Linked DNA regions of Homo sapiens: region 1 is linked to region 2. A link is a contact called in ENCODE Hi-C or POLR2A ChIA-PET data. All regions are on one chromosome and are shown on one strand. The core of a region is the stretch at or near the end of the contact, and the rest is flanking DNA. Distances in the headings are between cores, read along the strand shown. Region 1 has its middle 43 kb from the start of TMEM18-DT. Region 2 holds the start of LINC01865 (long intergenic non-protein coding RNA 1865).

Region 1 (2,700 bases), core at 162-2,661, 320 kb after region 2:
GTTGACATTTTTCTAACTTCTTGAGATGACGGTAATTAATTATCGGCCTTTCTTCTTTTCTACTACACACATTTTAATACCATACATCACCATCTACATAACCGGGTGCACCTCACCCCATCTGTCACCTCTGGTCCTGCACTAGGTCTCTGCAATCTGTGCCTGATACAAACCAGGGTGGCATTTTTGAATTAAATATAATCATGTCCTGTCCCTACTGAAACCCTCCAAGTTTTCTCCAATTCTCTTGAGCTATATAATCCAATGTCCTTCCGTTTCCTAAGAAACCTACATGATCATATGATGCCCCCTCTCCAGTGTCCCTGAAACCCCCCGCTGTGGTGGGGATGTTGCTCTCCCTTGGCTTCCTTTGGCCTGGACTGTTTTCCACTTAGTTGTCCCACGACTTCCTTTTTGTCCTTGATCTCATCTCAAGGATCCCCACCCCCTTCCATCATGGCCCCGGCTTATTTCTTAGAGAGCTGTCACAATCCGCAGCTACCCTGCTTCATTGTGTTTGTGTGTCTTTATCATTTAATTCCTTCTTAGAGAAGGTCTGCTCCCAAGGGAGGAAAACATTTTTATTTTTCTTACCTCTGTTTGTTTTACCACCTCTTATGTGGTAAGAGAAACAGAGGTAAGAAAAATAAAATGTCAGTCAGCATTTGCTGATGGGATAAATGAATGAAGCCAAGCAGTGTCTGAGGGGTCTAAGGGCCTGGTGCCCACAGACAGTGCTGTCAGTCGTCTCTTCACCCACCAGTCCCATCACGGTCTCGTCTCAGTTTTCTTCCTCTGTAATTACTGAATTGAGTGAGTTCACCTTTGAAGGGATAGCTGCTAATGACATCGCCAGATACAGAAGAACATCATGAAGTTATAGAAATATGCAGATGCAGGTATTCCTTATCATCAATGTAGGGTGCTGGGTGCTCCAGGGAGGCCTAGGAACATGGATGGGTCTGGTCCTGACCCCCAGTGCCCCAGCTTCTCACAGCACATGGTGCAGAAAAGCACCTGAGGGTCGGCAGCCGAGCGGGGAAGCAGCAGACACAGGCATGCGCCTGGGAGACTCGGCAGATACCACAGGGAGACTTGAGCCCGGCCCCCAGGGATAGCAGCAGGCACTCTGACCATCTGCATGCATATCTATCTGTATTTATTTATTTTGGGACAGAGTCTCACTCTGTCGCCAAGACTGGAGTGCAGTGGCGCGATCTCGGCTCACTAAAACCTCTGCTTCCTGGGTTCAAGCAATTCTCCTGCCTCAGGCTCCTGAGTAGCTGGGATTACAGGCGTGTGCCACCATGCCCAGCTAATTTTTCGTGTGTATTTTTAGTAGAAACAGGGTTTCATCAAGTTGGCCAGGCTGGTCTTGAACGCCTGACCTCAACTGATCTTCCCACCTCGGCCTCCCAAAGTACTAGGATTACAGGTGTGAGCCACTGCGCCCAGCTATGTGTTTATATTTATGTGCATTTCTGTATTAATTCGAAGTGACTCCCTTAGCCAAGATTCCTGCCACTCCTTTAATGTATGACTCAGGCACTTTGTCCTTGCTTCAGTGACTGTGATTTAGGTGCCTTTGATTGGAAGTTGACTGAAAGTTCTTGTTACAGGCGACAGACCAAGGCCGAGACTGAGAAAGAGACAGGAGAAGGGAGGGGAAGGGCAGAAGTCCACAGCTGGGAGCACAGGGATTCGGGTGACTTATGCTGGGGCCTATTTCTCGTTCATCCCTACAACTGGCTCAGGTCTCTGTGTTTTCCTACTGACATCATCTTCCTCATTACACATCACGCTGAATTTTTCAGTATGTCAATTCACGTCACTTATTTTAATTCCATCCAGTTGCGTGTGACAAACCTGAATATCCCATCCATTTCGTGCCCAGGTTTTTAGACTTTTGCTTCCAGGAGCATTTCCCAACCTTGCTGCTTGTGCACTGCGTGCCTTGGTCCCAGGCTGGAGCATCGTGTGAATGAATCTGTTTCCGGCAGGCATGGGGTGAGGTTTATATCAGCCTTCATTAAGCAGTAATCACAGCCTGCCGCTAGACGCACATTTCCCACACACATGGGATTGCAGGAAGCTAACATTCGCCTCTTCTGTTTTATTTTCTGCCACCCTTGCTTGAAAGTTCAATTCATGAGTAATATATTAGGTGGGAAGATAAGTAAGGTTTATCCTTTAGCTAACATTTATTACAATAATAACAAAGTACATACTATACACCTCATTGTTTATAATTGCAAAGTACTGAGGTTACCTATTTTGATGAAAAATGTCTTAAAACATTAAGATTTTAAGCATGATTACGTCCATATTACTAATATTTTAATTCTGCTACCTTAAATATCTATCATTGACACATTAAATATGCTATTGCAGGAAAGCTGATTTAAAAAAATCACAGCTTTAAATATATATTATATTATTTCACAATGGCTAAAATTCCTTTTATATGTTGAGGTTGCTTTTCATTACTCATGAGTCAAAAGAGCTTTATAATCCTCTTATTGACGGTATCTTTAACTTTTTTAAATGAAAATTTTAGCTGAAGGTGAATATATTTTGCTTAAAAAGTTAACATGGACAATAATACCTCATGTCCCCAATTGATTTGGCCTTGGCATATGACATTTGCTATCTCTTCAGTAAACATATTTGTATAATATCGAGCATATTATGCAATACATA
Region 2 (2,700 bases), core at 163-2,662:
GCTGTGAGGCCGCCGTGGGACTGGTTCCACCGACACTGGAGGCCAGGCGTGGGCCCTCCGTAAAGTCCCCCGTGTGGGATTACGGGACAGGCGGCGGAACCCCAGTTTAACCCTGGGTGTGTTTGGGCACGCAGCCATGCCGACTAGAAGGACCTGAGATGGATTCGGTTCGCGGGGAACGGAGGTGCCCTAGCTCCCGTTCACGACCGCATCTTAAAAAGCAAAGTGAGCCAGTTTTTCGCAAAGATGATTTCACTGGATTTCCGCGTTTAGCGTCACGATATGGGGGCCTCCGAGCGCCTCTCTGGGCTTCCACACAATGGGCCACATCACGTTTCTGACCAGAGAAACACAGGTATCTGTGCTTGTAAACATCTGGAATTTAATTCGGTGGAAAAAATAACTTGTGGGGAGGGTGATACACATCTAGGTCTGTGTTCAGCTTGGGGGCTTGCCAGCCAGTGGCTTTTTTATCGTCTTTAATCCTGGGAGAGTTGTTACTGAAAGAGGTAGCATTTAGTGCAGCTCACAAATGCGTAACAATCCCCCACTTCAGTGAATCCAAAGAAAACACAGAGATTACAAAGCACCGTTTGAGGCCGGGATCAGGAGGCAACCAAGACAAATAGGTTTCTGTCCATTTGGACAGGAGCTTTGGGGGCTCGCCTGTACTTCCTCTCTCACTGGCTTTAGGTGACTAAACCTTGGGGCTATTCTGTCACTGCTGTGTAGAGCTGGCATCGAGGTCGAACCTGTTTCTTCTTCGAAATCTCTTGAAACAACTGCTGCTGACTGGGAAGGTACGGAGAGGCTTGGCTGCAGTGAGTGAAAGGCTGTCTCTCTTGACGGTGTGGCTCTGTTCCCCAAGTTGAAAACATTGAGGCGTCTGTCTGCAGCCCAGACACCTGCTGGGGGTCCCTCACCACCGTGGCCAGACCCTCCTGTCTTCTGGTCCCCTGTCCTGGAGGCATCTCACTGCCACCAGGAAGCTTCTCTGGGTGTGGGGGGGCAGTGGCCCCTGGACAGCTGACTTGTCAGGCTTAGAGGTTGCTTTGGTTTTGGCTTTTAGTGTATTTGTTCTTGGATATGGTTTGGCTCTGTGTCCCCACTCAAATCTCATCTTGTAGCTCCCATAATCCTCACGTGTGTGGAAGGACCTGGTGGGAGATGATTGAATCACAGGGGTGGGTCTCTCCCATGCTGTTCTCATGGTAGTGAATGGGTCTCACGAGATCTGATGGCTTTAAAAACGGGAGTTTCCATGCACAGCTCTCTCTTTGCCTGCTGCCATCCACGTATGACGTGATTTGCTCCTCCTGGCCTTCTGCCATGTTTGGAGGCCTCCCCAGCCACGTGGAACTGTGAGTCCAATTAAACCTCTTTCTTTTGTAAATTGTCCAGTCTTGGGTATGTCTTTATCAGCAGCATGAAAACAGACTAATACAGTTTCTACATGCATTTATTTAACACTTAACTAATTTTCTCACTTGGTCTTCATGAAACAGGTGTCTTTGAATTGAGGAGAGGAGAAAGAAGAGGAATGATTTTTTAAAAACCATAAAACAGAGGTTACCCAGTGCCTTCAAGACTAAACTTTATTATAGTTTCCACAGCAAGTAGCTGGAGAAAGTGCAACCAAGGCTGCAAAGTGGACAGCCGTGCAGTGCGCAGGGTGCGGGAAGGCAGAGGGGTGGCCCCGTGGCCCCTCAGCCCAGGAGTCTCGAGCCAGTGGCTCTTGGGGCTGTGGGTTGAAAACAGGCCAGCAGCTTCTAGCACGTCCCTCGCGGTGTTCTTCACCTTCTCCCAAGAATGCATCCCTCGCAATGCTCTCTCGTGTTCTCTTGAGGATACGCGGCTTTTGGCCATGGCAGCAGGTCAGTGCCCACAGGCTAGGATGCCAGCAAGCACCTGGGGGGCTGTGGGGTCAGCAAAGCTGTGTGGTGAGACTGGAATGCACCTACTGTGTTTCTGATAGACTGCTCTGTTTAGCTGAATGTTTGAAACATGGCAGATACTCAATAAATACTTTTAATGGTTAAATCAATTCATTTACTTCATTTGACCAAGAGTGGAAATTTTAAACAGGACATTGGGGAAAATTTTCCATCAGAAAGGTTTTTAATTATCTTTAAATCAAAATGGTTTACTTAGGTGATATTGAAGGCCCTGTCTTAACACAAAAAGCTATTTAAACAGTGTTACAATGGTTATTGCAGAAAGACTGTTCAGAAGAGCCTCATTAATAAAAATAGCAGTTAATATTCCGAGAGGAAGATTCTCTTATTAGGACAACCAGCAAGCACTCACCAAAAGACAGGGTAGGCCCAGAGTGTGTCTATTTGTTATGGGGACCCAGACAGTGTTTCCTGTATGAAAACTGAATAGCGCTTGTAACTTAGGGCATATGCTTTGCATATTATGGAATAGAGTTCAGATGGGATTTTTGTCTCATTGCTGAATAGATGGTTATGGGGCGGAAATAGGGGGTGCATGAGGGTCACCGCCCACCTTGGTCTGAGAGCATCCTCGGAAACTTGAATGTAGGTGGCCTGAGGGAGGCCTGGATGGTCCTGAGCTGCCCGGCATGGGCCAGTGTGGCTGAAACAAGTGATAAGAAATTTAATTTAACTCCCTGAATAGTGGAAAATGGACGAGTTTTGTCGAGCTGAGTCAGGGAGGAGTGTTGTAGGAGGCGGCGCT

The links. Hi-C counts contacts between places; a loop is a spot of excess contacts on that map. ChIA-PET counts read pairs that join two places held with the same protein, here RNA polymerase II (POLR2A).
Region 1: a map with no recorded cell type shows a loop between it and region 2 (2.1-fold over the local background). The contact joins the enhancer-like site here to the promoter of LINC01865 in region 2. A Hi-C loop is called at or near these places in 1 of 37 single-sample maps with no recorded cell type. POLR2A ChIA-PET finds 5 or more read pairs at or near these places in 1 of 52 experiments (Panc1).

The regions. Positions count from the first base shown.
Region 1 is chr2:633,205-635,904 of GRCh38, forward strand. No RefSeq gene overlaps it. Among named protein-coding and RNA genes, the nearest start is that of TMEM18-DT, 43 kb to the right of the region's middle. Within about 2 kb of position 1,412, at least 3 of the 41 ENCODE cell types and tissues checked have a DNase peak (open chromatin) inside an H3K27ac peak, as active enhancers do.
Region 2 is chr2:314,872-317,571 of GRCh38, forward strand. LINC01865 (long intergenic non-protein coding RNA 1865) reads left to right here and starts at 1,413. Exons shown (of 4, transcript NR_146953.1): 1 at 1,413-1,874. RefSeq lists an enhancer at 1-373.